Regions from separate parts of the Mus musculus genome. Here all the other regions are linked to region 1. Evidence: chromatin loops called from intact Hi-C (ENCODE). Cell type or tissue: gastrocnemius. All regions are shown on one strand. Links, peaks and the distances in the headings refer to the core of each region. The heading gives the core; the rest is flanking DNA.

What was found. Peaks named below come from ENCODE experiments on the same cell type or tissue, not always from the same donor. Only the 100,000 strongest peaks of a DNase experiment are listed, where the experiment ranks them.
Region 2: it touches region 1 in a loop (4-fold over the local background); 40 of 42 quality-filtered maps call a loop at or near these places.
Region 3: a loop joins it to region 1, with 5 times the contacts of the local background. A loop is called at or near these places in 18 of 42 quality-filtered maps.

Annotation. Positions count from the first base shown.
Region 1 is chr10:126,925,340-126,932,881 of GRCm38, forward strand. No RefSeq gene overlaps it. Among named protein-coding and RNA genes, the nearest start is that of Gm30456, 6.1 kb to the right of the region's middle. In gastrocnemius, for the core only: a CTCF peak has its summit at 3,408 (motif pointing right); DNase peaks (open chromatin) are centred at 1,967, 2,223, 2,750, 3,084 and 1 more place; H3K4me3 peaks cover 2,757 bases; H3K27ac peaks cover 4,905 bases.
Region 2 is chr10:126,982,820-126,990,361 of GRCm38, forward strand. All of the region lies in intron 1 of Ctdsp2 (CTD (carboxy-terminal domain, RNA polymerase II, polypeptide A) small phosphatase 2), which reads left to right. Among named protein-coding and RNA genes, the nearest start is that of Ctdsp2, 7.9 kb to the left of the region's middle. In gastrocnemius, for the core only: no CTCF peak of the experiment used is centred there; DNase peaks (open chromatin) are centred at 2,024 and 3,969; H3K4me3 peaks cover 5,000 bases; H3K27ac peaks cover 5,000 bases.
Region 3 is chr10:126,974,389-126,981,930 of GRCm38, forward strand. Ctdsp2 (CTD (carboxy-terminal domain, RNA polymerase II, polypeptide A) small phosphatase 2) reads left to right here and starts at 4,329. Exons shown (of 8, transcript NM_001113470.1): 1 at 4,329-4,913. The coding sequence starts at 4,850. It overlaps Gm40798 (a long non-coding RNA gene), which reads right to left and starts at 3,132. Exons shown (of 2, transcript XR_872169.3): 1 at 2,190-3,132; 2 at 56-447. In gastrocnemius, for the core only: a CTCF peak has its summit at 4,407; DNase peaks (open chromatin) are centred at 4,191, 4,476, 5,110, 5,576 and 2 more places; H3K4me3 peaks cover 3,756 bases; H3K27ac peaks cover 4,886 bases.

The DNA of each region.
Region 1 (7,542 bases), core at 978-5,977:
CGAGCTGCATCCCCCACTCTGATATAAGCTTTTTCTCACCTAAAAACTTTAATTTTTTTAAGTAAAGAAATGTATTCAAACAGATAATTGGGGCCCAAAGCCACATTCATGGAGTGGGCCAGCCTGGGTGGTTCCAGGTCTCCAGGGCTGTTGGGCCTGCTGTCCATCCTACTGGCCTCCTGTCTGGTGCTGCTGGCCCAGCTCAGCTGGTTCAGGGTCCACCCACTGCAACCTAGGAGACTGAACTGTTGGCACTGCAGCTAGAGCCAACTCTTGGCTCACACCATGGGCCCAGGAGGATCTGTGAAAGCCCTTCTTGGGCTCAGGATTCACAGTCAGCAAATTGGTGGCTGAAAAGAAGGAAGATGTGGGAGAGCCAAGGGCTCTCTAGGTGTTGACTGACCCCAGAAGCCAAACCCCATTTCTCCACCTGGCCCCAGGTCAAGATCAGAAGCAAAGACAAGTAACTGGGACCCAGAACCTCCCACCCCACCCCACATCACCCCACCGAAGCCAGAATTGCCCTGCTTACACCAAATGTACTTGGCTACTACATAAAACTTCCCAATGTGCAGGCAGGCACAAGGTTCTTCAACAGAGTAGCGAAACTCTTGACAACCCTTTTGTCCTCTGTGAGGACCCCTGATGATATCTGCACTCCTGAACCGAGAGTGGGTAGAGTCAGCCAAGATAACAATCATCCATAGGAGGAGGCCCTCAGGAAACAAGTGTATCCTTTCCTTCCTCTACAACAGGCATTTCCAGCTCAGTCGTCATCACCAACAGTGCTTCTTTGTATCCCTTCCAGAAGGAAGAAGACGCAGTGAGGAGAGCGAAGACAAGAGTAATAAAAAGAAAACCGAAGTCCCAGTTGCAGTTCAACAGAGTAGCCGAGTTCCAGCAGCTGTCCTGTTGCTAATGAGGAGGCTGTGGGCTGGAGGGATGAATATCTGAGCACTGGCTGCTCTTCCAGAGGACTCAGTTCCCAGCACCCATAGGGCAGCTCACAGCCATCGGGAACTCCAGTTCTGAGAAACTGGACAGCTCCCTGGCCTCCTTGGGCATCAGGGATGTGCACCATACACAGACATATATGCAGGGAAACACCTGCACGTGTAAAAAAATTTTAAATGCTGACATTTTTTAAAAGATTTTTATTTTATTATTATATCTAAATACACTGTTAGCTGTCTTCAGACACACCAGAGGAGGGCATCAGATCTCACTAAGGATGGTTGTGAGCCACCATGTGGTTGCTGGGATTTAAACTTAGGACCTCTTGAAGAGCAGCCAGTGCTCTTAACCGCTAAGCCATCTCTCCAGCCCCCAAATGTTAACATTTTTTAAAAAGGAGAGGCTCTGGATGATAAGGACAATGTGAAAGGAGAGGACACTTGTTTCCAAAACCTGGCTGTACTGGACAGAAGGAAGCCTGCTACGAATCAGGCATTCCACCTAAGCCTCGTTCTCCAAATGAGATCACTCTGGTTCAAAGAGAAGAAACAGCCTGGCAGATAGCGGCTCTGCTGGCCTCCTGGCCTACCTGCAAAGACTCGGGACCCACAGCTTTACCATCCTGGGTATCCCCAACCTCCATCTCTCTCCTCTTGTTTGCCCCGCCCCCAAACTCCCCCCCCCCCCCAGCATGTGCCCATCTTCTATGCAGATTCTCTTCCTTGGCTTCCAAGCCCCTGGGCATGCCTGTTTGAGCCCAGAGTCCTGACAAACACGATCTAAAGAGTGCCTGGCATCCCCACCTCCCACCAACAGTCAACACCACTTAGAGGCGTTCTCCCTTCCTAAACCAGTCAATCACCTCAATTCTTCCTTCTAAACAGCCCCCTACCTCTCTCCTATGGTTGGTTCTTTTTCTCCTAACTTCCCAGCACGGGAGACCTGTTGTTGGCTTCCCTCCAAACCGCCTCCCCAGAGGCCTCCCTTTGTCCTACTCACTGCTGCGGATTGCTGGTCCTCAAAAATACTGTTGACCTGCATTCTCATTTGGCTGGGTGGGGGGGTGTAGGGAGAGGGTTGCTCCCTCTGCCTTCACAGGGAATCATAGTTCATTCTCCGCCCACACTCACGGTGCTTTCAAGTGACTGGCCACCCTGCAGAGTTCCAGCCTCAATTTTCACCACCTCAGTTTTCCAAAATGATCGCCCACTCTGTTCATCCCTCCCCCACCAGCACCACACTCCGTCCTCCCTCCCACTGAGACACCTAGCAGGCTGACCCCCCACCCTGCCTCCAGTTCAAGTCCACCTGCAGCCAAGGCCCCCAGAGGAGCCCTCCTCCCAAAGCCTGCAGGACTCATTATCCAAACTATTCATCCCCAGGTAATTACGCACTGCCTGTGACTCTCTTCTGTTTAGCCTGGAACGGGGCTTTAAAACTGCCTGTGCAGCTTGATCCAACTCCTGCTTCATCACAAGGCTGTCTAACGGCTGTTTCTCCCTCTCCACAGTGCCTAGGAGGTAGACAATAGATGCTAGATGTATGCAATGGTTGATTTTTCTTCCCACATACAGTGTCCTCAAACAGCCAGAGCTGATGAGAATAGTAAGCACCTGTTTTAGAACTCTGGCTAACAGAATTCTCCCACAGGCCAGTTCTCTCCTAGGCCCTCAGGATCCAAAGCAGGCACCCGGGGCTTCAGCCGGTTGCTCTGAGACACTGCTGTCCACAGAGGCTGCTGGCCCACCTCTGAAAGGAGACCCCAGTCCCGCGAGGGTTTCTGACTTGGTGATACGTTTTCCTTGCCTCTCTCTGGTCCCCAGCCCAAGGAACTATCCCAAGTACGGACCAAGGGTAAACCCTGAACTGTGTGACAAGTCCCTAGCTGAGGCCACTCCTGCCCAGCTTGCCCCTGGTCAAAGGCACCCAGGAGAGCCCCTGCCCTTGGGAGAGAAAGAAGACACTGCACCTTTAAGTCTGCAGCCGGTTGAGAAAAACAAGCTGTGATTTATATAAGCGGGAAAATCATGTGATTTGCAGGAACGCTGCCTCCTCCCCGGCCCCCGCCCGTCGCCTTTGAGCCCGTCCCAAAGGGCTGGGGCGCGGCCGGAGCTGGGCTGCAGGGGCGTGGGGTGCGGGCGGGGCGCTGGGCATAAAGCTGCCCCGGGACCTCTGGGTGGCTCTGCCCTGTTTCCGACGCTGGACCTGGGCGGCGGCAGCCCCTCGCGCCGTGGAGTTTGGTCCCCAGATAGCCTCAGGGAGCGCAGACCCCTGGCGCTGCCGCTCCTTCTGCGACCCGACACTGAGGTCGCACAGAACAACCTCGGTCCCCAAGCCAACTCGGCCTGCCCCCATCAAGCCAAAGTGTGGCTTGAGACACCGAAGCTGTTCGCAACTTCTCCCAGAAAAAGGAAAACCCGGGCCCCACACACTGGTTTCTGTGTCCCAAAACACCCAGCAGGGGGCGGGGAAGAGAGAGCATTTTGGGAAATGGTTGGGAAAGGGCATGATGAAAGCCATTCCCACAGCTGAGATTGGTAGGGAACGGGCCACCAGGCCACCAGCTTTCGGGGAGAAAACAAAACAATCCCCTGGTGTGGCCCTTTCAGACAAAACTGAAGAAGAAAGATGTCCTGAGAAATCTTAAAGAGAGGCAGTGTCTCTGTGTGGAGCCCACACCCACGCGCAAGTTCAGTCTGACTGCTCCAAGAACAAGGAAGGGCGTCACTCCTTCGTGGAAAGGGGCGGGCAAGGCCACAATCGCAAGTAGGAGAGAGGACACACATCCAAAACCAAGCCGAAGAGAAGTGGAGGGCTTTCTCGGGAGAAGAGAGAGGGAGGGAAAGACGGGCATCTCTCAGTACATAAACCACAAAGACCGGCTCCCAAAGGACCCCAGAAAGGATGCCATGGTCTTTGAAAAGTAACCAAGGCCAGACATGCACCACAGCCTCTCTATTCTATTTAACTTCCCCCTGGCAGGGGATAGACGACTTTTAGGATCGGTGGCTTCTCCTGCAGAATAAACGCGATGCTAATGAACAACTTGGTGACATACAGATCATGACCTCAGACTCCAGCCTAGGTCAGCCGGAGCCTGCCCTCTGCAGCCAGAGGCCAACTGAGCAAATTTTCTGTACCACGCTCCCACCTCTGCTGTACCCCACGCAGGGTCTTTAGGCTGAGTTCATAAGGCACCCGGTGTCCTGACTGCCACGGGAAGCAGACTCATCCTGGTGAGCAAATGTTTGGGGTTGTTCTATAAAACCCAAAGAAAAACCACAGTAAGTAACAGTATTCCAGAAGGTTCTAGATGTGCACACTTTGCCTTCAAATACTAACGCCATTCATCCAGTGTGTGTGCTTGGCACAGAGCTGGACGGTGGGGGTCCAATGAAAGGGCAGCCCCTCCCTGAGCCTGGATGCTGCCTCACAGAAAGAGGCAAAGAAAGACGTTTCTGTCCTCCCCTGGGCAGCCAGCCCACCCAGGCCCTCCCAGCCCACCCCACCACCCCCAGCAGGTGTTGCCCCCATTCCTGCTCTGTGTGCCTTATGGTTTCTGCCAAGAGCCAATCCTATCAGAAGGCTCTAACTCCCTAGGGTTTGGGCAGTGGTTATAAGAGGTACCCTAAAGATCTCTCCAGAAAGTGAGATCAGAGATGGCAGCCTCCTGATTCCCTCCCCAAATGATAAAGCCAGCAAGTGAGAGTTTGGGGCCCACTTGGATCTCCCCCCCCCCACCTTGTGTTCTCTCCCCACCCCCACCCCACCCTCTGTCTCTCCCTCCCTCCCTCCTCTTCTTCTTCCTCTCTCTCTATTCTCTGGTGTAGCCTTCCAGCATCCAGGACTGCTCCTCTCAAAGCTTCCTGAGCCAAGGATTTGCCCAGCTTACATACAGCTCAACTGCCCTCTGATCTCTGGGGTGCTGAACCCCCTTAGCCCTGCACAGATTCCTCCTGGATCACCCACCGGTCTCTTCTGTTGCTGTAAGATTTGCTGACTGCAGGTGCTCCACCATCCACCATTAAGTACAATTCTGACCACTGCTCCCGTGAGCCCTCCTATACGTATCAGTCAGTCTCTGCCTTATTCTTGGGGCTATTCAAATATTTCCCATATTCAAATATCTCTCCTATTTCAAGCTCCCCTCCGCCCTTCACAGGCACAGCCTGACAGTGCTCAGAGGAAGACTGTGAGCCTGCAGCGAGCCAAGATTTTAAAGGAACAAACAAATTAAGGGCCTGATCTGAGAACACCCAGGAAGCCACGAGCTCTGCTACCTTTAAAAGGGATCTCTGAGGCTTTTTTCAAATGCACCGAGGAACGCAATGGCTGCCGAGTCTGATCTGCTCACCATGGACGCGGGGCCTTGGCAGAGAAAAGCAGTCCAGGCCCCGCCAAACCTAACTGCTTTAAATTAGCCTTCCAGTAAAAAGGGGGTGCTGTACTAACGGGTCCCCAAAGCCTCCCAAGCAGCAAAGCTCTGAGACTGAGGCTGTATTTCCCCTAAACAGCCTTTGAGAAAGCGTGAGTAACAGAGTGGACAATGGATTGTGGATCAGGCCTGGGGCTGAAGCTGAAGCTAAGAATTGGGCTTTCACGGCATCTCAGGCCTGCTTCCCTCTCTCTCCCTAAAAGGGCCCCTGCTCTTTCCCAAGTTGCCTCCAAGTGGAAGAGAACATGTAACTCCCCCAGAGCAGAGAGGCCCAGGAGAGGGGAAAGCAGGCGGGCCCCATGCAGGCTCCCCTCTGACTCTGTGGAGACACTCCTCCCTCCCAGCATTTGTGTGTATGTGTGTGTGTGTGTGTGTGTGTGTGTGTGTGTGTGTGTATGTGTGTGTGTGTGTGTGTGTGTGTGTGTGTGTGTGTGTGTGTGTGTGTGTGGGTTATGGACCTTCTGAACAGCTCATCCTTCAGCCAGCCCAGGACCCAGCATCCTGAACCCTCATTTACAAGTTTCCAGTGGCAACCAATACATTAGACAATCTCCCCAAATATGGGCCCTACCAGGTCTCATTTCCAGGGTCTAAGTAGTGGAGGATTCTGAGAGAAAGGGAGTCTTGTGGGTGTGAGGAGGGGGGTGGGGGCAGGAATCCAACCAGACAAACTCAACCCCTTAGTTTCCTGGACCAAGGCTAGAAAGGACCAGAAGGAATGTCCCCAGCCAGCCCCATAGCAGTCTCACCGCTGCAGGAGCGGATCCAGAGATCTTATTATGAATCAACAGTTCCAGGAAAGGCTCTACCCCGAGCCCACGCTCAGCCCAGGACCTAGCCAGGAATCACCAAGCAGTCCCAAAATTTCAAGGCACAGTCACTTTCCAAGTCAGGCCGCTCTGTACACCCGCCCCCTCCACTCCCCCCAGAGTGCCTGCTCTGCAGCCCCATAGCTAAGAAGGGATCAGCTGGTTTTAAATAAGCATTCCCACATTCCCCGGGCTCCGTTTTGGTTCTAGCTTTATCTGTGTCTTATAACAGCACCCTTCCCTGTGTTTATAGGAATTCTGCAGGCAGGGAGCTCAGCTGAGGGCCCCCCTAAACTGCCCAGCCTGTGCCTATTCCAGATTTTGTCAGGAGGCCTCCAAGAAGAAACCTTCCAGCTAACTGCATGCCTGCCAAAAATATATTCTAGTACATGATTGGAGCCCCACCCTGCAGGAACTCCATGATTGCACCCCCACAACCTCACAGTACCTTCCAAAATTTGCCCCCACAAACCACCCCAAGGGTCTCAGAAGGTTTATACTCCCACTGGCCTGTGGCTTGGATTTCCTGCCTTTCTCCCCTCTGGCCTTTATGACCTTGCTCTTGCCCTGCCTGTCCTGTCTCAGCACCCTGGGCTCTGCCCCGCTGATGCTTTCTCCCAGACACCCAACAACCTGCACAGTGGCAGACTTTCCTTGTAGTCTGTGGCTACTAAGAACAGGTGACTCTGCTAATGGGATTATTCTCCTGAACATGTATCGACTCCACACCTCCAAAACTCTTCTCAAACTTCCCCTGCGGTCCCCATGTTTTCTTCCTTCCTTCCTTCCTTTCTTCTTCCTTTCTTTCTCTCTTTTTTCTTTTTTTTGTTTTTTTTTTTTTTTGTTTTTTTGTTTGTTTGTTTGTTTTGGTTTTTGGTTTTTCAAGACAGGGTTTCTCTGTATAGCCCTGGCTGTCCCGAAACTCACTCTGTAGACCAGGCTGGCCTTGAACTCAGAAATCTGCCTGTCTCTGCCTCCCAAGTGCTGGGATTAAAGGCGTGTGCCACCACCGCCCGGCCCTTTCTTTTATTAATTTTATGATATTCTTTTAGCCTGTGCACCACTTGCATGCCTGCTGCCTGAAAACCCAGAAGGGGGCATTGGATCCCCTGGAACTTTTGCTATGGATGGTTGTGAGCCACCATATGGGTGCTGGGAATTGAACCTGGGTCCTCTGGAAGAGCAACCAGTGCTCCTAACCATGACTCCTCTCTCCAGCCCCCCTACCCAGTCCTACCTTCAATTTTCTGCCTCTTTCTCTTTCTTTTCCTCTAGATACAGAGCAACTTCAAGTTCCTGTGGGTTCCTCCTTCTGCAGAATGCCCAGAGGCTCTCATGTACTCA
Region 2 (7,542 bases), core at 874-5,873, 57 kb after region 1:
GAAGGTAGGAAGTTAAACAGGGTGACAGCTGGCTCTGGAGGCCTCTCCGGTCAGTCTTTTAGTGAGATGTACTAAGAAAGGAACACTAGAGGGACACTTCTAACAACAGGCTGTGAGAAGTATGAGATGGAGAGAACGTGTGCGCATAAGTGGCTGTGTGAGTGTGCACACATACACTCACTGACATACATAGTTGGGCACAGCGTCCCCCTCAGCTTTGAGAAGTGTTGAGTGTTGTCTTTTATTTCCATCTTGGGATATTTTATCCTGGGGTTGGTGAAGAAGTGGGGTCACCAGTTGTTAAATGTTTGTTATTGTTGATCCAGTGTTGGTTGCTCCACATTGATTGCTTCAGATTCATTCCTAAATGCAGCTTGGCTGGTGTTCTGTCCTCCTCCTTCCTGTCCCTTGGATACGCTGTCTGTCGGATGGGTTTACTACTAAGAGCAGGCGCCCCCAGTCACCACATTGGTGTGAAAGATGATCCTCTGCACCTTCCACAGCCTTCCTACAGACAGTTGCGGCTGCTTGTGCCTGTGTGTGTGACAGGGATGGGGCATCTTACAGCCCTGGGCCTCATGGAAGTCTCTGAAGTGCAGCTTAAACCTTGGAAGCAGTTGGTGTCTTGGAGAGGGAACTGGCCGTTGTATATGTGACAGTGACTGCCACTGTTTGGCTTGGTTGGAGTCTGTGCTCTCGGTGGATTATGTTCTAGGTGCTTTTGGTGACGAGGAGAACGGGAGCTTGTGGAGAGGTGGCTCTGGTCTGAGTGGCGAGCACGAGGAGAACGGGAGCTTGTGGAGAGGTGGCTCTGGTCTGAGTGGCGAGCACGGTGAGAACCTTGACTGCTTTTCATCCTGTCGCAAGCTTGAAGTGACTGAGAAGCAGCTTGGTGAGGATTTGGCTCTTTACATCTCTCACGCACTGAAAGCCTACGTGTAGCCAGCTGGGCTGTAGATGAACATGTTCCGTGCAGATCTACAAATGAACATGATCTGTGCAGATCTACAAATGAACATGATCTGTGCAGATCTACAAATAAACATGTTCCATGCAGATCTTATGAGGAAACTGGTAGGAATTAGAAGGAGGAAAGTGGACTTGTTTGAAATGGAGCACTCAGGATCAGAGATAAGAACAAGTTCCCTGTGAGTGCAGCACCCAGCCCTTCACTCACGGGAGCCTGGTTCCTGTGGACCCCACAGCCTGGCTCTGGGCAGGAGTGTGTGCTCTCTTCTTATTGGTTAGCTTTTCTACTGCTAGCCTTGCGCCTGATCTGAGTGAACCTCAACGTAAAAACACACACATTCTCATTCTGTCTTGTCTGTGTCTCTCATAGTCAAGTTCTGTGTGTGTGTGTGTGTGTGTGTGTGTGTGTGTGTGTACACAGACACACACACACACACTTCCCCCCTCCCCCTTGTGGTGGTGTACTTTGAGACAGACAGACAGACAGACCTTGAGCTGCTCCTGCCTGCTGCTCAATGCTGGATCGAGGGAGGGCCTCCTTGTCAGCCTCTTGGAACCCTGACCGACTCCCATCCTGATGAATTTGCTCTAAGTCACATGCACTGTTCCCAGGGAGCAAGCATGGCTCCCACTCCAGTGAGAAAAAGGCTGTGTGACACAGATTATGGGAAGGGACAAAGCATTCCATCTCTACACAGCAGGAGGAGGAGGCCTCTCCTTCATGACACTGAAAGGAAGGACAGCCAGCCCAGGTCTCTTGACTAGGGTCTTGTTTTGTCTTTGTTTTGGGACAAGTGAGGCAAACCAGACTCAGGCCAACAGTACCAGGCCATCATCAGATCTGCTGGAGAGGGAGGTTTCTGGGGCCCAGAGGAATCACATTCTAATTCTGAAAGGGGTTGGTTAAAATTCTCTGGCTCTCAGCCAAGGACACACATCAGAATCCCTTGTGACACTTACTAAAAATAAAGCCCCCTCCCCCACCCGCACACCTGGGACCCACTGACTCAGAACCTGGCAGGTGGGCCAGGCACGTGTGTTCCAAGTGCTCCCCAGATTCTGACAGGTGTCCTGGGAGAGGAGCCAGGAAGCACCGCAGAGAAGCCAACTGCCTGTTCAGCCCTGAGCAGAGCATTCCCTCAGGGTCCAGAGTCACTTTCATTAGGCAGCCTGTGGCTCAAGATCCAGGGGAGCCTTGAGTTTTCTGAGTGAGTGGATAGAGTAATTGTTCTTGTTCACCGAGTCCCAGCCAGGATTCACAGAGCGCTCACGTGGGCAAGGTGCTGAGAGCAGAAGCTTGCGTGAGCTGTGGAGCCCACCCTTGCCCACCCTACCTGCTGCTTCACCCGCTGCCCTAGGTCTGTGCAAGATCCAGGTAGCTCAGAGGCTGCTCTCGTTGGTTGGTGGAGGTTGGGGAGGAGCAGAGGGCTTGGAAGTGGGCAGCACATGATTGAAGAGGCCAGATCCTGAGGAGGGAGCAGGTTGGCCAGCCTCAGAGACAGAGGGACATAATGAGTTTTGTGTGGTCCCAGAAAAGGCCCTGGCCCACGGTTGGCTGGGGTATATGGCCTCCTGAAATAAGAAGTCTCAGCTGGTGTCACAGTGGGCATTCTGAGATTGAAGCTGACTTTAGAGTGTCAAAGTGTCCTGAGCCTAGTGCCTAGCAGCCGACAGGGAGCCTCATCAGGCCAGGACACTCTAAAGCCTCACTCTCTGAGATAGTCATTCTTTTACCATTTTACAGATGGAAAGACTGAGGTTCTTGCCACATTTAGTATTTGTATTTAGTATTTGTGCCAAAGCCAGATTCTTTTTTTTTTTTGGGGGGGGGGGGAGGCCTGAGACAGGGTTTTTCTGTATAGCCTTGGCTGGCCTGGAACTCACTTTGTAGACCAGGCTGGCCTGGAACTCAGAAATCCGCCTGCCTCTGCCTCCCGAGTGCTGGGATTAAAGGCGAGCGCCATCACGCGGGCAGATTATTTACTTGTTTACTTGCTGATGGAGATCTGACCCACAGCCCTGCGACTCGCCCTTGGAGCCAGTGGCATCTGGGTAACACTCCCCAGCTCTGGCCTCCTGTGCCTCCTGTGCCTCCTTGCCCTGGATTCTTCTTGGTTCTCTGTGAAGCCCAAGCATTCGAAAGGTTGGGACAGAGATCCCAGACCAGCCCTGAATGTCCATCAAGATGATGTCCCAGACCGACTTGCCAGGGTTCCCTTAGTGCCCCTCCCATGAGCCCGCTCAGCTCCTCCTCGGGAGGAAGGAGCACTAACATGACTGGTATCCAGTCCCCGACAGTGTCTCCCCTGCACTATCCAGCCCTGTGCCCCTAACATTTCTCAGGTTAGTCCCTGCCACTCCAGAACCTGCTGCTCCTGGAGACCCCCATTGCATCGCACCTTTAAATATTTATTGCTATTATTTTCAAATAATTAAGGGAAACTTCTTAAAATTCAGGCCTGAGACCCTGAGAGGGCTGGGCCAGGGGCAGGACTATGAGGCATGGTGGCATAAACCCACCGTCCCTATATACGCCTCATGAGGCTGAGGCAGGAGTGTGAAGCTGGTGTGAGTTACATGGAGATGGCTGCCTCAAATACACACAAAGATGAGAGGAGCTGTCGATGCAGGACTACCAGAGGCCCAAGCCGTGCTGATGTAAGCCAAATCCTGTGACGCAGCCTGCCTAAAACAACCCAGCCCATGAAAAGCCGTTGGATTCACACATACTTCTGCCCTGCCTGCCTTGTTGGCAGAAGAGAGCGCATTAGTAGCTGGCCTCTGTGCGTGAGAGGCCACCATCCACTGCTGCTCTGCCTGGGGCCTGCCTTGTCTAGGCATCTCCTGCCCTCTTGTCTCTTTGCCCACTTACCTACTGGTCCAAGGAGCCCTTCCATCAGCCTGGCACTTGAGTGCCTGTCTGTAGCCAAGGCACAGATGCTGCTGCTGACAACCTGGGAGGACTCCTCTCCACAGGGAGGACTCCTCTCCACAGGGAGCCCCAGTCAGATGTGCCTTGGCTGCAGGGCCCAGGCAACTGGCCAAGAAGGGCCGGAAATGCTCCAAATACTCTCCTTCCTCCAATAGCACAGGGGAGGGAGGCCGCTCAGAGAGGCCATTTTATAGTGAGAGCAGCCCTGCCCTGTGCTGTGGTAGGATGGGAGCTGAGGGGAAGCTCGGATGTTGAAGGGAGTGAACCAGAAAAGTATCCTTGTATGTGAATGGTCTTCTGAAAATCCCATAGCTCAAGGAGTTGCCTTCTGCCTTTCCGGCGCTGTGCGGATTTCCTGTGAGGAATTCCTTTACCAGGATACATAACTGTGTTGTTGGCAACTGTGACAACTAAACCTGACCTTCAGAAGGTTAAAAATAATGCCATCCTGGTAAGGCCAGGCTTCATCTTTTTACAGGCACAGGTTTCTATAGGGAATTACTGCTGTGGGGGTGCCTAGGGGAGAGGGCGGTGTTAGCATCAGGTGATGCTCGTCTTGTCGTATCCCAGCACTGTCCATCGAGGCTGAGAGTGGGAAGGCAAGGTATGGTGGATGGGGAGTTGGGGGAGGGTTCTCCCAGGCACACATCCCTCATCTGACCCCGAATTTCAACCACACATGAGGAAGTGAGGGCCCCTAGTTCTCTGTTGCTCTCCTGGAATGAGGCCCAAGTTGTTGCCAGTTAGTGTAGCTTTTAGTCTTAGAGGCTACCCTGGATCTCACTCACATGTTTTGTTTATCCTGAGTGAGGTCCTGCTATTAACCCAAGTTTCAGATGAGGAAACTAAGGCTTCATGGTTGAATCCAGCAGAGCCTGGCCTCCAGCCCAGACAGTACCAAGTGGAGGGAGACCTGTGTCCATAATCTACCTTGTGAGGAACCCTAGCAGCCCCAGCCTTGAGTTGGAGGGGTGTTGGGAGGGTCCTGGCTTCCAGTCTTCAGTCCCCAGCCCCTTCTTCTACTTAGAACTGGCCTGTTGCACGTGAAGAGGCTTGGGACAGGAGCAGGTGCTTCGCAGACAGGAAAGGAAGGCTTAGCTACCCAGGAAGGAATTGCTGGAGGGGAGTGGGGTGGGGGCAGGGATGCAGTGCAGAGCCATCCATCCATCCCAAGGCTTTTGACACAAGGTTTTGGGAGGGAGTGTCCTTGCTGCCTTCTGCACCTCTCTGGTCTGCCTAAGAATCCGGAGGGGGGATGGGGGTGAGGCTCATCCTGGAGGGAAGTAGAGCAACTGTTTCCTAGAAGAGGCTAAGAGCTCTGACTGCTCTTCCAGAGTTCCTGAGTTCAATTCCCAGCAACCACATGGTGGCTCACAGCCTTCTGTCTGAAGAGAGAGTGTGTGTGCTCACATAAATAAATCAAAAGAGGCAGAGACAGACAGACCAGTGTGTGGAGCTGTCTAGACACTGTTGGTGAATGCCCACAAGCCTTGGCTCTGGATTCAAATTCTCACTCTGCTTTCATACACTGCATGGCCCCAGTGGGCTGATTAGCCTGTCTGCCTGTTTCTCCCCCCGCCCCCCAGCAAAATGGGAGGCAGGACCTACAAATGAGTTCCCCTTGAGGGTTGGTGAGGCCCTGAAAGCAAGTGTCTAGCACCACTCAGCTCCTGCAGGGCCTCCCTCCCTCCTGCCCTCATTTGGGGACTGTGGCATGAGACTGGAGGCTCCCCAGGACCTAGCTCTGCAGGAGTGGCAAGCCGAGAGGCCCTGCAGCACTCGTTGGTAAAGTTGTTAGCACCTGTCATACATAGGCCAAAGGCTGTGGAATGGAATTGGTGAGGCTGTTGTTGGCCCTGCAGGGAAACAGCCATGGTGGGAGAAGCTGAATCCAGCCCTGGTGCCCCTCAGGAGTAGTGTTTGAAAAAGTAGAGAAAGCAGCCTGCATCAAGGTTGCTGTGAGGTGGGGCCTGAGGTGGGGGGATGACTTGAGGTCCTGGGTGTGGGGTGTTTCCTTCAGAGCTGCACTCAAGGTCAGGGCAGTTTTGATCTCCTGAGATACAGAGGTTGATGGACACACTGTGCCTTGGAGAAGCCCCTCACCCCTACAGTTCAGGATTTTTGCATTGGTCTGGGAACTTGTGCCTGTTGGGCCTCCTGCAGTGGACACAGGCAAGGCCTCTCCTTGGCCCCAGCCAGCTGCTCCAGGATTCCTTATCCTCACAGAGCTGTCACTGTGACGTTGACCACACCGGGCCTGGCCTCTCTTGAGGAACGGCCTGGGTTGTGTGGTCTTCTAAGAAAGACTGTGCCTCCAATTGTGGTTTGTGCAAGAAGAAAACAAAAACCAAAGGAGAAGCTTTGGCCTTGGAGCTTTGTCTCTGCATCTGCCCCGAGCCCCTGAGGGGAGAAGTTAGTGGGGGCCAGTGGGTGGGGCGGGAACAGCCCCTTCCTTCTGGTTTCTGAAGAGATGATTAGGAGTCTGGAGGGTCCTTTCCTTTTGGGGGGGGGGGGTCGAGACAGGGTCTCTCTGTGTAGCCCTGGCTGTCCTGGAACTCACTTTGTAGACCAGGCTGGCCTCGAACTCAGAAACCCGCCTGCCTCTGCCTCCTGAGTGCTGGGATTAAAGGCGTGCGCCACCACGCCTGGCTTGGAGGGTCCTTTCTAAGGATCCACCACCACTGAGCGTTGAATTTGGTCTTGAGAAGGCTGTGGCAGATTTCTTCAGCACAAAATGCCCAAAGAAATCTTGGTTCTTTACATGTGGCCAAGACTGGAAGCGGCGCCACAGGGGCCAGCAAGGTGGTTCAGGGGTAAAAATGCTGTTCTGCAGTCCTGACAACCCAGCTTTAACCTTGGAATCCACATGCAGGAGGAGAGACAGTCACATAAAAATGTGTCCTTTGACTTCGCATTTTGAAAAAAATGATGCCCACATTTTCAGACAGTTTAATGGAAAGGCTCAGTTACTTTTCAGAGAGGTCCCCAGTGGCCATACCAAAATGATGGGTAACCCCATGCCTAACCCAAGAAGGGAAAGAAATCACACACTAGCTGGGCAGTAGTGGCACACACCTTTAATCCCTGCACTTAGGAGGCAGAGGCAGGTGGATTTCTGAGTTCAAGGACAGCATGGTCTACAGAGTGAGTTCCAGGACAGCCAGGGCTACACAGAGAAACCCTGTCTCAAAAAAACCAAAAACACACATTAGGAAGGCCTTGGTTGTCCAGATGAGAGGGACTTCACTGACTGCTGTATCTGCTGCTGCTGTGTAGGGGCCTTTTCTTTTCTTTTTCTTTTTTTTTTTTTTTTTTTTTTTTTTTTTTTGAGACAGGGTTTCTCTGTGTAGCTCTGGCTGGCCTGGAACTCACTCTGTAGACCAGGCTGGCCTCGAACTCAGAAATCAGGCCTGCCTCTGCCTCCCGAGTGCTGGGATTAAAGGCGTGCGCTACCACGCCCGGCGTAGGGGCCTTTTCTGCATCCTTGATCTGGGGAACTGTTTGGGTTTCTCTCCTCTCCCTCAGGGTCTCAGGCAGCCCAGTCAGTCAGTGGGTTTGGCTCTGCCATCATCTCCAGTGGGTGGCCCACACCACTGTATGGGTTTCCCTTGGAAGAACATGGGGAAGCCCTCTGGGGTTGG
Region 3 (7,542 bases), core at 2,096-7,095, 50 kb after region 1:
TAATAAATAAATAAATCTAAAAAAAAAAAAAAAAGACACAGTTTGTACAACAAAAGCTGGTAAATGCGAGAATTTACTGATAGGCAAGAAGACCTTCCGATACAGAACTCAGCATTACAACACAGCCACAGAACAAACCTCAACAGATCTCTGTGAGGTTAAGGTCAGTCAGGCTACAGTAAGACTCTGTCTCAAAAACCAAACAATACATTAATAAAATAATAACAAAGACAGGACTAGAATGTGGGCCAGCTGGGAGACTGTTTCCCTCACATGCCCAAAGCCCTGGGTTTGTGTAATCCCCAGCCCCACATAAACTGGATGTGTTGGTACCACATCTGGAACCCCAGAATTCCAGGGATGGAAGCAGAAGAGTCAGGGACGTCCATGGCTGGGGAGACGGCTCAGCAGCTAAGTGTGAGGGCCTAGGTTCTCATCTCACAGTTCCTGTAAAAGTTGGATCAAGTATTGTGCTGGAGGGAGAAGGGGAAGAAAGGCAGGCTGACCCCTTGCAGCAACTGCACAGCCTGGCCAGGTCCAATGCAAGACCCTGTCTCAGACAATAAGGTGATTGAGAAAGACATCTGATATTGACCTTCCGGCTTCCCCAAGCACACGTACGATGCACACTCAATCAAAAGGAACACATACACACACACACACACACACACACACACACACACACGAACTCAAGGCATTCAAGATCATCTTGGGCTACCCTTGTGATTTGGAGGACAACCTGGAATATATGAGATCCTATCGGAAATCTTTTTTTTTTTCTTTTTTTTAAATATAACATTTCTGGGCTGCAAAGATGGCTTCCAGAGGTCCTGAATTCAATTCCCAGCAACTACACGGCAGCTCACGATCCAATACTCTCTTATGGTGTTCAGGCATACATGCAGACAAAGCACTTGTATACAAACAAACATTTCCATGACTTCAGAGAGGACCATGACAGGTATCTGTTGGTCTGCCTTGTGCTTGCTCTATATGGGACATGGTAAGCACATTGGTCCAGGGGAAGCTCTTCCAACTCTGCCCATTTCTGTTTCCCTTGGCTCAGGGTTGGCCCAGGGACCTCCATATGACCTCAATTTCCACAGAAGACAAGGCAGCCACTCTGGGTGAGTGCCCCCATCCCTTTGCTCCAGTATTGGGGGAAGTGCTGCTGTTTCCAAGATGCCTCTCAACCTGCCAGTTAGAGAGTCAGGGACAGAGAATGGAGCAGGCGAGTAACCTGGGGAGAGTCAACAGGCTAAAGGGATGGGCTCTACTCGTCACTTAAAAAAACTACACGTGTGTGTGTGTGTGTGTGTGTGTGTGTGTGTGTGTGTGCGTGCGTGCACGCTTAGCCTAAATCCCTGGAGCTGGAGTTAGGGGTGGTTATGAACCAACCATCCATGCATGTGTGCTGGGAATCAAATCCCGGGCTTCTACAAGAGCAAGTGCTCCTAACTGCCGAGCCATCTCTCCAGCCCCGACTTGTCATTCTTGGGCCAAGTTAAAGCTATACCCTGGGCATCTGGCCCAGAATTTGCAGGCAGGAGATTATTTATAAGTCTGTTAAATAAAAGTCAGAATGGCCTTGCCTCCCACCTCTCTTTTACCACCCTACCTTAGAAAAGAGCCCCATTACTGAAACCTTACAGAGCTTTCTAGAGTGGAGATATATAGAAGAAGGATTCCCAAACTTTCTCTGTCTGGGCTTGGGGATCGAGTGAGGCTGCCTAAACTCCACAGGAAGAAGAGTCCTGACTGGCCTCACAGAGGCCTTCCCTCCTCCTCTCTCCGCACTCCATCTCATTCTTGTTTGTTCACACCCTGTCTTTTTCCCCCTTTGGGTTCCTCTGAGTGTGTGCACACAAACTTTCCTTGGCTTCAAGCCTGAGGACCCCCTGCTCTGCGTGGTTCAGAGATGTCCAGAGCTCTCTGCACATAGGAGAGATGGGTGATGACATCATTTAGAGAATGCCTTGAAAAAGGAAGTAGGCTAGGTGTGGTGGCAAGCGCCTTTAATCCCAGCAGAGGCAGAGGCAGGCAGATTTCTGAGTTTGAGGCCAGCCTGGTCTACAAAGTGAGTTCCAGGACAGCCAGGGCTACACAGAGAAACCCTGTCTCGGAAAAACCGAAAAAGAAAAAAGAAAGAAAGAAAGAAAAAGGAAGTAGAAGCCATGATGAAGACATACCTGTCATCCCAGGACTCAGGGGGCTGAGGCAGGAGGATCGATGTAGTTCAGGGTACCATGAGCTGTGTGGCAACGCCCGACTTTAAGACACCAAAGCCAGAGAAGCAGACGAGAGCACAGGCAAGGGAACGTATCTGACTGTGTGCACACCCAAGGGTGAGATGCAACATGCATTTAACTCTGTTGTCTCGGGCACGAGCCACTGTACCCTGCACAGAGGACACCGAGACACGGAGTCACCATGTGCTGGACAAACAGACAAGGTCCTCTCATTCTGTCTAGTTATACACGAGACACGAGATCCAATAATGAACAGCACAATTCCTAGCCTCCAGGGGCCTTTTAAATCGTCAGAGAGTTCCTAGAGAAGGTGTGTAGAAGGACCCGAAATCATGACAGGCCTGCCTCAGTTTCCCCACTGCTGCTGCTGCTTCATCAGCTGGGACCTCAGATGAATCTCGATTAACCCTTTCCAGACCATGTTTCTTCCTCTCGAAGATGAGCATATCTATTCTGCTAACCATAACATGAAAAATTAAACAGGCCAGGTAATAATATATATGGAAGTACTTTATAAATATTACAGGGGAGAAACTATCTATGGAAGAGGAAATGAACAGGAGAGAAGTGTCATCCAACGGACAAGAGAGCAGGCCTTGGCAGGGAACCGCCTAGCTGGAGCACAGGGTCAAAGTCCAACAAGGTCCCTTAGCAACCGGCTGAGACAGTCCTTACAGATCCCATTGTTTTAAAGGTGGGAGGCAAATATGTCAGAACTCCCCCGGCTTCCTTTCCTTTAATGAATTAGAATCTACCCAGACTCAGGGTTTGAGGTTACATAAGCATCATTCAGATCCTCTCTAACAGTCACATTCATTTTAGAAAAACAGCATTTTCATTAAAATGGTGTTATGTAAAAAAAAAAAAAAAAAAAAAAAAGAAGAAAGAAAAGGGGGAAAAAAGGGGAAAAAAGAGCAGTGTGTGTGTGTGTAGAAACATTCGCACTTGTAAGGAACATAGGATATATACATATGATGATAGTGCCTTGTAGGTTATGACCTACTTGGACAAGATGAAGAGACACAAATGTCTAGCTATGAGGACTGCAGTAGGAAAGCCACCAGGTGCCCCCCACCCCCCATTCCCCAGGAACTATGGCCTTGAATCATAGTAACTCATCCATCACCAAAAAGCATTTGAAATGGGTCAATGGGATGGTTTAGCCAGTAAGAGCGCTTCCCAGGAAAGCCGAGTTTGATTCCCAGAGCCCACTGTGGAAGGATAGAAGAGACCTCCTTCAGGTGCAATGGGGTGCATATACAGCATACAATTTTTACAACAACCCGATACAGAGTTAAAACTGCTTCTTTGGAGCTGCTACTCCTAGCAGACAAGTGGAGAAACCCTTCCTGAGAAACCTTAAGTTTGGGAGTTCAAACCTGAGCCTGGGCCTAAAAAATGAGGGAGAGCTTTCTGGGTCCACTAAGCACCTCTATCCTCCTCAAACTGAGGATGGAACCATGAGATGGGAGTTGGGGGTGGGAGGGGGAGCTGGACTGGGAGGATAGGGTAGATGCCTGAGTGGGAGGGGCTGGCACCTAAGGTGGCCTTAATACATAAGGTGTCATTTCCAGAGGTCAGTTCCATTCCTCACACTCTGGAGTCTCGGTTCCGCCCCCTACACACTCCTTCCCAGGTACATATCAGCGGTATTCTTATATAAGGCACTGGGCTCTAAGCAGGAAATACCGTAACTGCCTCGAACCCAATCTGGCTTCTCCATTTTTCCCCAGGTTTCGTAGGGCGGAACCATTGAGCCTTCTTGGAGTAAAGCGTCGGAAACACAAACACCCCAGCACCGAGCACGGAAAGCGGAGCGTTGGAGTGGCCTTTTTAAGTAGTTGGGAAGGGGGTGTGGCCGAGAGGACCAGGAGGCCGCAGCCCAGCAAGCGGGGAGTGGCCCGGGGGCGTGGCCGTGGCGACTGGAATGTTGTTGGGTCCTTGCACCGCATAGTAAGGAGGGGCCACGCCCCCTTTCTGCGAGCGGGCCAATCGGAGTGCCGGAGCGGTTTCAAGTCTCCCCCGCCAGCCTGCCCGCCCGCCACCCCACCCCCCTCGGGGATTCGCTTTTTCCGTAAGAAAATAGCAAACCTCTGCAGGGTCCGCGGCCCCCGCTGCTCGCCGGAGGAGGGTCCCGGGGCCTAGGACGCTGGCCTGGAGCGGAACGCGCCGGCAGGCGGCGAAGAGGCCGGCCCAAGATCTGGGAGGAGCGCGGGGGTGGGCGCTGCAGCCGCGGGTTGTTTATCTGGAGTACGGAGGGGAGGGGGGAGCCTGGAAACCGCCCCGTGTCCCATTTCCTCCTCTTGTTTTCGCTCCGGATTCTCCATGTTGGACCCAAACTGAGGAGCCCGGAGCTGCCACCGGGGGATCGGGGCTGGGGGCACCGGGGAAGCCGCCGCCTGGCCCGCCCGCCCTCTGTGCAGGCCGCCTCCCTTCCCGGCCCGGGGAGGAAACGCGAGGGGGATGTGAACAGCTGCGGGAGTCGGAGTCTCGGGAGCCGGAGCCCGACGGGCCCCCGCCCAGGCCCCCCAGCCCAGCCCGCCTGCGCGCCCGCCCGCGCGTCCTCCCGCCCAGCCAGCCCGGGCCCGCGGGATTGTTAGATGGAACACGGCTCCATCATCACCCAGGCGCGGAGGGAAGACGCCCTGGTGCTCACCAAGCAAGGTAGGGGCGCAACTTCCCAAAACTTTGTGTCGCCCCCGAACGGGGAGGGGGCGGAGGATCCGGCTGGACCCGGGGTCCGTCGGTCCTCGCGCACCCGTCGGGCTCTCGGACCCCGGTGGGGGCTGAGCGAGGCCCCGGCTGCCAGCGCCGGGCGGGAGGGTGTCATCCGCGCAGCTGTCACCCGTCCGGCCACCCCTCCCCCCCCGGGGGCAGTCAGAGGCTCGGGAGGGCGCGCGTCGCGCCAGGCCACCCGCGCCGCCCCCACCCGAGCCGCGGAGATGGAGTGGTCACTCCTCCCCCACCCACCACCGCTGCGCGCCTGCCCCGGGGCTCTGGGGAGGGTACGAGGGGTCCCGAGCTGGAACGCCACCGGGACCGGAGTTTTCACGCAGGACCGGGATGCCCGGGAGCTCGGCGGTGGCGGCGCGGGGACTCGGGACGAAGTTCACCGGCCCGAGGCGGGGGCGGTGGTGGGGGAGGGGGGAGGGCCGCGGTCACTGCCGGGCGCGGGACTCTCTTCGCGGCTCGGCGGAGCAAACAAGCCGGACCCGAGGCCCGGCCGGAGCCCCTCCCTGCCCCGTGCGCTCCCCCGGGGCCGCCGCTGCACAGACACAGCCGCGTTTGTTTAGCCCGGGAGCGGTGTCCCTGGTTACATAATTCGCCGGATGGCATCAGACCCAGCGTGTTTCTGAATCGCGCAGCGAAAAAGTGCGAGTTTGTCTGTGGGCAGAGGCTCGCGACCCCCCACCCCGATTGCAGGGGGAGGTCGTCGGATTGAAGCAAACAGGGACGTCCGCAGGCAGGCCCTATCTGGGGTGTGCTTGGGGAGCGAAGCGGAGGCCTCAGCCTCCCGCGGGGGCGGGGAGGAGATTGGGGCTGGGAAAATGGGATTGCTCGGTTTGATCACAGTGGGGTCCCCTGAAACTCTCCTCTCCCCTATGTTCATCTGGCCTTGAGCATTGTGTTCAAGATAGCTGGTAGAAATTTCCGCCCAGAGTAAGGACTAGTGTTGCCCCCCTCCCTCCTTTTTCTTTTTCTAGAGAACTCCCAGGACTGTGGCCACTTGGCTCAGAGGCTGAGAGGCGAGCACGCTCTTGGAACCAGATCTCAGGCGCTGCAGCCCTTTCTTTCTATTCCGGAGGGGCATAAAAGGCCCGTGCCACAATTGAGTAGACTGAGACCTAGAGCCTGGAAGGAGGCCAGCTGTGGGGCCTGGGTGTAGTCATCCCCTACTAATACTAAGCAGCAGGTCACTTTTTCCTGGGGTTCACTTCCCAAGGAGTCTACCCAACTTGCCTTAGCCTAGGGGCAGAGCAGCTGGGCTGGTGTCCCAGGCTCTCTGGAATTCCTTGTTAGGTTGGGGGAAGGGGAGCGGTGCGTGTTTCTTGGCCTTCTGAAGCAGACTGCACTGAGGAGAGCCGAAGCCCTGCCTGCCCCTCCTCTTTGCCAGGGTCCCCTGTTCTAACTGCATCACTGACCCAGCTGTGAGATCGGCGGCGCAGCAAGTTCACCTCCTCTCCTGCTGGCCTCTCAGCAGTGCTGAGCGCCGCAAAGGGAGGCTGCCTGTGTTTATCAGTTACTGCCAGGGTTCAGTTCCCGTTGCAGCCTCATCCCAGGAATAGGACCCACGCTTCAGGATGGGAAAGGACATAAGAGGAGGGGGTAGTGACAAGAAGCCGGCATGGCGTGTGCCTCCTTCCCACCTGTGCGCCCTGCAGGGTCTCCTAGGTGTCTTGAGGGTGGCGGGCCACATCGGGATAAGAAGACTCGGGACTGTGCTGTAGCTGCACTGAGCAAATCAGAGCTGAAGTTTAATCCGGCAGGATGAGTGACAGGCAGCGGAGAGCAGAGCAGCTGGCTCCTGACCGTGTCAGGTTGCTGGTTGAGTTTTCTTGGAGTTACAGTTTTGTTTTCTTTTTTGTGTGTAGTTTGTCCTTCACATTTCTCCCTGGAGGAATCTGAATTCTCCAGCCAGCAGCCTCTTGGTGTCTCTCCCCCCTCCCCTTTTCTTCAATTGCATTCTCTGGGAAGGCGTGCTTGCTTCTGAGCAGCTTGGCACCCAGCAACCATGCCAACTAGCTGAGTTGGACATCATTTACAAACAGAACCTGCATCTTAACACTCGTTTAGGAATTCCCACCCCTCCCCTCTCACCATCTCCCATCCCCAACTCCTGTCTACCTTTGGAAGAGCAGAAGAGGAGGAGTGTGAAGCAGTTTATTAATGAGTTGATTTCTGGAAAGAAACAGGTTGCCTCTAGCTTCGGTGTTTTCTCAGTGAAGTTGTTTACCAGTGCAGATTTTTTTATGTTGACTATTTATTTATTTTTAGCATTCTGTTCTCTGAGTGTTAAGGCTGCCTGGTGTGTTGATGATTCAAAAGTAATTACAGTCAGGGAGGTAGGACAAAGTTGCTGAAGTCATTGATAATAAAAGCAGCAAAATTAGATCAACTCTCCAGGCAGACAGGAGAAATGGCTCCCTGGTACAGCAAGAAGCTGGCCATGTATGTATCACATCAAAAATAAAAGTAACCACTTGGCAGGAATGGGTACTTACTGCGGCCTGGTGTAAGGGTGTCACCCAGTTACTAGGAGGCTGTGCCCAGCTCTGGGCTCAGATGGGGAAAG